Regions from separate parts of the Homo sapiens genome. Here region 1 is linked to region 2. Evidence: chromatin loops called from intact Hi-C (ENCODE). Cell type or tissue: endothelial cell of umbilical vein. All regions are shown on one strand. Region 1 overlaps OSBPL3 (oxysterol binding protein like 3). Region 2 overlaps OSBPL3 (oxysterol binding protein like 3).

Region 1 (5,000 bases), 65 kb after region 2:
TGTGAATAAAGTTAAGAGGAACTAGAACAGTGTACTGCCAGGCTCATAATCAGGAGTGTTGCACAACCATGCTGGAATAATGCCTGGAGGACTGGTATCAGGAGCAACCCAAGGCTTGCAAACAGCAGTGGTGAAAACTAAAGGGCTTTGTGGACACATAGCCAGAGCCAGATGCACAAATAGAAGATAAGCTTCTGGGTGTGGAAACTCTTCACAAAGCATCGGGGGTCAAGAGGATTGCTCCAATCCCAGTTGTTTTCCATCTTTTTTCTTCAAGGAGACGTACTAACGGGAAAGAATAAAATAACCACAGAGAAGACAAACTTGAAACCCACGACAGAGAAGAGATAGGAAATGTGCACCCAGCTCTGCTAAATGGGTTCTGGATACCAATTTAGCCCAAACAGATGAGGGGACTGAATGACTTCAGTCTTCATGGGACCTGACAGTAAGCTATGCCGGATGAGGGAGAGTGAGATAGGTATCAGAAAATGAAAATTGGGTAGATTCTGTGAAGATTATTAGAAACAGACAGGAAATTTCTGAAAAGTCTAGATCAATTATTACCAACCCTGGCTGCAAACTAGTGAAGAGCTTTTACAAAACACTGCTGCCCAGGCCCCAGCCCAGAGTCCATGATTGAAGTGGAATAAGCTCCGTAGGACATTCTGACACGCGTCCAGGGCTAAGAGTCATGACTCCATACTGATGAGTGTGGGCTCCAAAACTATTCTCTTTGATAGGAAGAGGGCGTAAGTCTTCCTTGCCATGCTGTTAAGAAAACATCCAGTGGCCAGGCGTGGTGGCTCAGGCCTGTAATCTCAGCACTTCGGGAGGCCGAGGTGGGTGGATCACTTGAGGTCAGCAGTTCAAGACCAGCCTGGCCAACATGGTTGAAACCCTGTCTCTACTAAAAATACAAAAGTTAGCCAAGTGTGGTGGCGGGGACCTGTAATCCCAGCTATTTGGGAGGCTGAGGCAGGAGAATTGCTTGAATCTGGGAGGCAGATGTTGCTGTGAGCTGAGATTGTACCACTGAACTCCAGCTTGGGTCAGACTCCATCTCAAAAAAAAAGAAAACACCCAGAGTCACAGCACCATGATCTCCTGGTGAAGCAGAACAAGTAATAGGAAACTAATATAAAGAGGCCTCCCTCCTGTCCTCATCTGCATAGTGAGTCATTCTGGGCTCAGCAGGCATCATCACGGAGCAGGTAGGAGGTTCCATCACTGGAGGCCTAGGCATCATTGGCATGTGACCTCCCATGGCAGCCTCATTCCAGGAGCAGGTCCCACTGGCATCATCCCAGGAGGAGGAGAACCCATCACTGACATCATGGGATGGCCACTTATAGGAGGTGCAGGCATCATACCAGGGCAAAGAGGAGCCGGGAGACTTGCGAGGAGGTGGGATCATTGCCCCTGCTGGGGAGAGGCAGAGAATGGAGTAGGAGGAACCTTTCCTTGTTGAAGTGCAGCCATTGTTTCGTCCATCAGGCTCTGAGCTGCTCTTCCACCCCATTCTGACAGCAGTCTTTCATATTCTCTTTGTAGATATCACTGTAGAGTATCTTTTGCACAGATGAAGAGTCATGAGTGAGGTATTTATTGCAGTAGTCACAATCACACATGGACATGTTGCTCTCCAGGCCATTGGCCACTCTGTTCCTACCACAGTGTCTTCACACATTCATCTGTTGATGGACATTTAGGTTGTTTCCACATCTTGGCTATCATCAACAGTGCTTCTGTGAACACAGGAGTGCTGATACCTCTTAACTTTAAAGTGTTGCTTACTGTCTCCTTTTCTCTCCCAGTTCCATGGGCAGTCACCAAAGTTTTGTCCCTCATCCACTTCTCTCTATGCACTTCAGCTCTTGATCATCTTTACAGGCCCCTTACCTTAGTAAAGCCTCTACACTGCTCCCTACCCCCACACTCCAGTCCCCAGCCTGGTGTTGGCCCCTGGATTCATCACTGGAACAGCAAGCCTATGCTCATTACTCCCTCATGCTGATATTAATACCTGCCACTGGCTTCCCTGACTCTGATTAAGATACCCACCCTCTATTAATCCAACCAAACTCCCTCTCCCAGAGCCCCCAGTAGTGTAGATTCTCTCTCTCCCTGACACTGACCTCATCACCCCCCAATGTGTTTTATATTCTTCTATTCTCAAAACAACCTATCCATTTTAGACCACCATTAGGCCCTGCAACTGACTCCACATTTTCTCTCCCAGCACTTCAATCCTTATATCCATTCCCTAGTTCAATTTATCGCCAGGCTCTCCCCTGCTCCAAATTCCCAATGCCTACAAGCTTAAGTAAAATAGCAAGGCCTGGCAGGCAAAACCCTCCACTACATAGTTGCATTTCACTGGTTTTGGACTCTGGATCTACCTCTCACTCTGTGGCTAAATGTCTGAGTTGCTTCGTCATGTGAAAGCAGGCATGAATAACTGTACTAACCTCACAGGGTTTTGTGAAGATTGACTAAAATAATGCATGTAAAACACTCAGCATAGTCCTTGCCAGACATCACTCAGTTACACTTTGGCTGTTATCACTCAAACTTCATCTCTAACAACTCATATATACATACCCTGTATTCTGCACTCTCCCTTTCTCCTAGTGAGTCCTTCTTTATGGAGCACCCTCCTAACCCACTTTCTCTCTTCCGTCTGTGGCAAAGTCCTCCATCTTCCGAAGATCACTTTCAGCATTGCCTTTTCCATGAAGCCTTTTCTCAACCCCTCTCCCACCCCAAATGCGTTTGTTTCCTCTTGGACTCTGCTTTCCTTTTGCGCTACCTGAAAGTATTAGTCACGTTTCCTGCACTCTGACTCACTCTTCATATCCTGACTGCTAGATGTTGGGTCTATATCTCACTCGGGACTGCATTTTATTCACCTCTACATTCTGTGGAAAGTAATTTACAAAGACTGGTAGCAATCTTTGTTGAGCCAAGGAAAGAGTTCTCAGTGTGAGCACATTTATTTATTCCCATAGGAGACTTCTGTCTTTACTGTTCACTGGAATCATTTGGGATTACTTATGTATTTCAGAATATTTCAGCTATTCCTTCCTTGTGAGATCTCCTTGCCATTTTAAGTCTTTGGCCACAAGAGACATCATTTCTCTCTTTTCTCTGACTTGTTTCAAATATTTCTAGTACCATAGAGATGTTATGCCCAAAGCATCCTTCTTTGGGGATTTCATTTCCTGGTTCCTGCCACTTTCTATCACTAGTTAATGCTTCCTTGTTGGCTCAGAAAGAAACCCAGAGCTATCATTCTCTGCATTATTTTTTCAGTCTTCTTAAAAATTAAATGATCGGCAAAACAAGTCAAGAGTTTATCAGAAGTTAGCCGAATGAAACATCCAGTGGGTGATTATCTGATTGAATCTCCTTTTTATCAGCACATGTGGTATTCATTCTAAAGTTTCAGTTTCTGAGAAGAAAGCGCCCTCCATAGCCTCTATCTGGCCATCCATAATACTGATCCTATTACAATCTTTCTTCCCTACCATGCCCTCTTTACCCAGGGATTCATCATTAAGGTCTAGATTTCCCCAAGACTGCTTCTTTACAGTAAAACATCCCCTTCTAAAATCATATTCTAGTCACGAGAACCACGCTAACCGTGGTGAGACAGATCCAGTGATGCTATCTATATCCAAGTTTTAATGTTTCAAGTTTATTTTGCTTCATTCTCATAAGCTGCACAATGGCAAAGAGCTGCAGGTATTTTACCAACCAGCTGCCCAGGCTTTTTTAAAAAGAAATTACTGATGTTCTCCTCCTCTGTTATTGGTCTTTTTATCTTTGCTCTGCCGGTTGTTCTCTAGCCAATCAAGTTTTAACGTTTTTTCCTTCCCATCAAATTTCAGTTCAACTCTCTTAAACAAGTTAGCAAATCTCTTGCCAAACACACTTGTCCTCAAAAGATGGCAAGAGCCTGCTCCACAAACCAAACTCGGCTTATCAACACTATCTGTGCTGTAGTTACTTTGCGTGTCCTTTTCAAGCACATGGTCTACCTTTCCCCAAAAAGTAGAGACATCAAACATCCCCCTCAAGTTCTCTACTTTTCTACCATGACTTCACAGAACTCATGATACATTTGAGGTTTCTTTTGACATTTAGAGTGTTTTTACCCAAACCAGTGAACGGGGTGATAACTGATAGATCTGATATTTTGGTAAGTTAGCATGCATGCCTTGGCTTGTTATCCAGCAATATCCACTCTCCCCTTCTTTAATAATAGAACTCTCGAGTTTTAATGTGGTTCATGGGCATCTAATAAGAGGCTTTCACTTCTAGCATTCTTTGCCGCTTGGTAGGGGCTTGTGACTAAGGGCTGCCAATGAGATGTGAGCAGAGTTGTTTGTCTTCCAGGTCATGGTCCTAAAAAGAGATACACATGTTCCCTGCCCTTTCCCCATTCCTGAGAGCTGGGAGGTGGTGATAGCTGGACCCAGAAATGAAAGACACACTGGTTGAAGACCATAGTGTCACCATGCCAGCCAAGGAATAACAATATCTGAACAGTTACATGAGAGAGAAATAAACTTTAATCGTGTTAAAGTTACCTAATTTTTGAATCTCTCAGTTACACAGGTATAGCACAAATAACATTGGCCCTAAGAAGCTGGCATGCCTTCAAATTAGGAACCTTAGGTCACCTCTGTACGTCTTAACAGAAAGCTGCCAATCACCTCTGTCCTGGCCAGCTTCCTGTGCCAGAAACAGGAACCTATGGCAGTAAGAATCCTTTTCATTATTTGACAAAATAAGGAAAGCTACTGTTTTTTTTTTCTTTCTTTTTTTTTTTTTTTTTTTTTTTTTGGAGACAGAGTCTTGCTTTTCTCGCCCAGGCTGGAGCGCAGTGGCGTGATCTCAGCTCAGATCTCAGCTCACTGCAACCTCTGCCTCCCAGGTTCAAGCAATTCTTCTGCCTCAGTCTCATGAGTAGCTGGGATTACAGGCACACACCA
Region 2 (5,000 bases):
CTAAGGCAGGAGAATCGCTTTAACCCGGGAGGCAGAGGCTGCAGTGAGCTAAGACTGCACCATTGTACTCCAGCCTGGGGACAGAAAGAGACTCCATCTCACAAAAAAAAAAAAAAAAAAAAAAAAAAAAAAGATATGTGTTACATTTTTTATATTCCTATAATTGGCATACACTCACTTTATAAAAATAAAAATTTGCATAAGCAGACAAATTTATTTGAATTAACACATCTTTCACATGTGGGTGCTAGATTATAAAATCCTAGGGGGTGGGGTCCATGTCTTAGTTTTCTTACATACTACTTGCTAGAGCTCTTTGCTTGTAGCGGGTCCTCTACACAGCTCACCCTTGAACAACACAGGTTTGAACCGCATCAGTCCACTCGTATGCAGGTTTTCTTCTGCCTCTGCTACCCTTGAGATAGCAAGACCAACCCCTTCTCTTCTTCCTCCTCCTCAGCCTACTCAACATGAAGATGACCAGGATGATGACCTTTATGATGATCCCCTTAACGAATTGTAAATATGTTTTCTGTTCTAATGATTTTTTTAATAAAATTTTCTTTCCTCTAGCTTACTTTATTGTAAGATTACAGCCTCAAATACACATAACACACAAAATATGTGTTAATCGAATGTTAGTAGTTACATCTTTGGGGAGTCAAAAGTTATACATGGATTTTCATCTGCATGGGGTATCAGCACCTTGAACCCCCATATTGTTCAAGAGTCAACTATACAACTTATTAGTATTGTATGAAAATCCAAACTTTTCAGAGATTAAATAATGTAAATCTTACCCAAGGTCTGTCTCTCATTATCTAAATCATTACTGAGATTATCTAAGGAAAGATTATCACTTATGTCACTGACATATGAGTCATCATCAGAAATCTATGGGAAAGAAGAAATAACATTCATTAGAGTTAGAATAAACAAGAGCCAGATTTTCATAAAACCCTTACTCTAAATGATCAAACATGTTGAGTCTCACAGTACAAATACTCTTGGGTACTGTTTTCATAAAGGTCCATATACCAATCTGCCAAGGAGGTGTTCACAACAAACACCTGTTCTTAAAATTCTTACACATTCCGAATTAGTTCTCACAAGGAAAACAGCAAGCAAGCTCAAGACTGTTATTATAAAGATTCTTATTAATTCTGACTGCATTTTTAGAATTTATTAGTGTTTGAGTAGAAGAAGTTACAATTTGTCTTTGAGCTATTTGTGTAAAAAGTATCTTCTATGGGAATTAATACATAAACAAAATGACTAAGTCTGTATTTAAGGGGTAACATTATTAGTACACACTGTTAACTATAATAACTCTTATTCAGGAAAGGATAATTTTTATGCATCAATTTAAAACAAATAATGCTATAAACCAATATTACAATAACCATATTATCATAAAAATATAATTATATATTATAAATCAATATGTCAAATTCCATGATTAAAAAATATACGGGATGCTAATTTCCTTCTCTATAGTAGACACATTATTAAATAGGTAGAAGTCAAAACTATTAACCTGTACTTGAAAAGAAGTATAGCACTTTGAGAGGCTGAGGCGGATGGATCACTTGAGGCTAGGAGTTCGAGGTCAGCCTGGCCAACATGCGGAAGCCCATCTCTACTAAAAATACAAAAATTGGCTGGGCATGGGGCGCACGCCTGTATTCCCAGATACTTGGGAGGCTGAAGTACGAGAATTGCTTGAACCTGGGAGGCAGAGGTTGCAGTGAGCAGATATCACACCACTGCACTCCAGCCTGGCCAACAGAATGAGACTATGTCTCAAAAAAAAAAAAAAAAAAAAAAAAAAAGAGGCCAGGCACAGTGGCTCACGCCTGTAATCCCAGCACTTTGGGTGGCTGAGGCAGGCGGATCACCTGAAGTCAGGAGTACGAGTTTGAGACCAGCGTGGCCAACATGGTGAAACCCTGGTCTCTACTAAAAACACAAAAATTAGCCAGACACGGTGGCACGTGCCTGTAGTCCCAGCTACCTGGTAGGCTGAGGCTGGAGAATCACTTGAACCTGGGAGCCGGAGGTTGCAGTGAGCTGAGATTGCACCACTGCACTTCAGCCTGGACAACAGAGCGAGGCTCTGTTTAAAAAAAAAAAAAAGTATAACAAATTTAACATATCAAGTTACAGAAATGAGAAAATATCCAATGCTCTCTACTTTTACTTTTTCTTCTCACATATAGTATCATTTTATACTTTTTGGGTATGAGTTATGGGAGAACTCTCAGAACATAATGACTACAAAGGGCAACTGAGTTTAGTGTTTCTGATGATGGATTATTTACTGAACAGATTAATCAGCAAAGCAACAAGAGAGATTTTTGAGGCACCATACTGTAAACATTGCTCAAACCTCGTTTTCTGAAGAGCTTGGAGATAACAGAACTTCCTGAGCATCAAAAAACTCAGAAAGGGAGTCAGTGATGGAGAGTCTACTTTCATTAGAAAGCTGATGAACTAGAGCTCGGTTTTCATCTCTGGAGTTTTCCTATTTGAAGAACAAAACCAAAAATGTATACATTTAAAAACATTCTCAAGAGAAAGAAAATAAATGATTTAGTTGTACAATACACAAGGTCACAGGCCCATGCAAATAAGCAACTCAAAGCAGAAGTCAGCTCCAACACTGAGATGCGAGCCTCATGCAAAACACAAAAGTTCTCCCCCAATATGGGCACCTCACTTACAGGCACTATCACTTCTCACACACATGCAACAAATCACAAGGCAAAAAACAACTGTCCAGGTCACTCTTTGTTCCATTTAAAAGGGGAAAAATTCCAGTGCTCTCTGAATCATATCCTCTTATTCGCTACCACTGCTGGATGTTTCTTTTTATACTAAAATCTCCTCTGCATTGCACTGAATTCATGTCCTTGCATGGCTGGTTCAGAGCAACATAGCTTTCTTCTGCCCCTATGCTCTCTGAGGGAACAATATGCTGCTTTTGAGGTGTCCCTTGACAAATACACAGTGTGTTTTGGTCCAGAAGCACCCTGGTGGCAGATCATTTACTATTCATGGATGAATGATGTAAGTTCTCTTTGTCTGTCTCTTTCCACCTACAATGACTGCAAGGAAAGGAAGTCCCCAGTCCTCTTTATAAGCCTCTGTACAAATAACACAACAGAACATCATTGTTTTCTTATCTCGCATGACCCTCCATTCTCCACTCCACTGGGTCTGGACTTTCCCTCTGGGGAGGACTTAAGTCCTGAGCTGGCCATGGCAGGATATAACAATGAACCAGACAAGGTTTGTGGACTGAATGAATGGTGAGAGAACGCATCCAACGCACATCAGACCAGGCCTGTGGAATAGACAAAGTGCTGGCAAAGTGGAGAGACTGATTCTGATTAGGGAGATTTTGTTTGAGGAGGGCTTCATAGAAGTGGCACTTGAGGAAAAAGAACAGATTCAGGACAGGATGATTTGATTTCTTTCAATCAGAGTAGACAGGTAGTAGTAAAACCACTCGTATTTTTTATTGGGCTAACAAAGGAGTTGCTTCCACATCATCCAGAATAATTTGGGGAAAAGGCAGATTATATCTTGCCCAGAAATTGTCTGAATTCAGGATATACCCCTCAGTCTCATAGGGAGGGGATGCTATGACAGGAGGGCCACAGCAGATTTTCGTAATTAATAAAAGGCAAGTGGTCCCTTTACAAATTGCTTGCTTCAGTTTATTAATATGTATCTACAAACTGTTGAAATAGATATCCCTTTCCTAAATAAGGCATCTGCCCAAGGTATTAACAATCCTACCCATTTTAATACCCATGTAGCCTTCTGAAAACCAAGCCTCTTCTCTACCCTAACAAAGAGATCACTTTAGAATCTATAAGTATCACAGCTGTTAACTTCAAGGAAAAGGTCTCTCTCCTCAAAAGAGCCAGGCATAAAGCTATTGAGCTTGAAAACATCGTAAGGAATAGCTTCAACACTCACTCAAACAAGAGAATAGTCCTGTGTCTTCCGTGTGCTCCTGCCACAAAAGATGCTCATCATTTATTTACTTGTTCTACTCATTAATTTATTACTAGTCACTCCTGCCATCTCTGTATCTTCCTCCTCCTAGACTGATGGGTCCAAAGATTTCCTGGCTGACCAACACTGAAAATAATATTCCTAGCCCCTAGCCCTTTCTGGCATCTTCTTATATGTACTGTAAACTCACCAGCACTGCTGCACCCCAAGTCTACAGCATGGTGCCTTAAACAACTCAGGACCTCATTTGCTAAAATATTAACCCAGTCAGTTCAATTCAGTAATTTCCTTTCACATATGTAATGCATGACTGGTTGCTTATCTATTGTTTGCATTACAAAAAGTTAAATCAAGCGTGGCCAACCTACAGCCCGGGCGCCACATATGGCCCAGGATGGCTTTGAATGTGGCCCAACACAAATTTGTAAACTTTGTTAAAATATTATGAGATTTTTTTTGTGATTTTTTTTTTTTCTGGCTCATCAGCTATCATTAGTGTTAGTGTATCTTATGTGTAGCCCACAACAATTCTTCTTCTTCCAATGTGGCCTAGAGAAGCCAAAAGATTGGAAACCCCTAAATTAAATAAACAGAGAAAAGGGAGGGAAAGGAACATTCATAGCTCACACTATAACAACCACTACAAGCATTCTGACACATTTCTTGTGCAGTAATTGTAATCATGCTATTTTCATATCTCTATGTATGTAATTTTATAAAGTTCGCCCAAATAACATTGCAAGATAGTTTTTTTTCAAAATTAAACTGTATTCTGAAAATAAAAATAGGTATTCAAAATAGAAAATTTTAAAAAAGCAAATTAAATAAATATCACTTCAAGTCCCATTGAAGTCGATATGAATGTGGAAGTGGACGTGGCCCCTATTAACTTGCTGGTATTTTCATATTAAAATATCTGTGTACAAATTTTATTTTGAAAAACTGGGATAAACAGTCTACATATTGTCTGCTCC

What was found. Peaks named below come from ENCODE experiments on the same cell type or tissue, not always from the same donor. Only the 100,000 strongest peaks of a DNase experiment are listed, where the experiment ranks them.
Region 1: a loop joins it to region 2, with 2.3 times the contacts of the local background. A loop is called at or near these places in 4 of 110 quality-filtered maps.

The regions. Positions count from the first base shown.
Region 1 is chr7:24,904,958-24,909,957 of GRCh38, forward strand. All of the region lies in intron 1 of OSBPL3 (oxysterol binding protein like 3), which reads right to left. It also overlaps the pseudogene SNRPCP19. Among named protein-coding and RNA genes, the nearest start is that of OSBPL3, 73 kb to the right of the region's middle. In endothelial cell of umbilical vein, no CTCF peak of the experiment used is centred here; a DNase peak (open chromatin) is centred at 2,834; H3K27ac peaks cover 3,073 bases.
Region 2 is chr7:24,839,890-24,844,889 of GRCh38, forward strand. It overlaps OSBPL3 (oxysterol binding protein like 3), which reads right to left. Exons shown (of 23, transcript NM_015550.4): 13 at 2,390-2,524; 14 at 801-894. Among named protein-coding and RNA genes, the nearest start is that of GSDME, 85 kb to the left of the region's middle. RefSeq lists an enhancer at 3,211-3,280. In endothelial cell of umbilical vein, no CTCF peak of the experiment used is centred here; DNase peaks (open chromatin) are centred at 3,002 and 3,242; H3K27ac peaks cover 2,476 bases.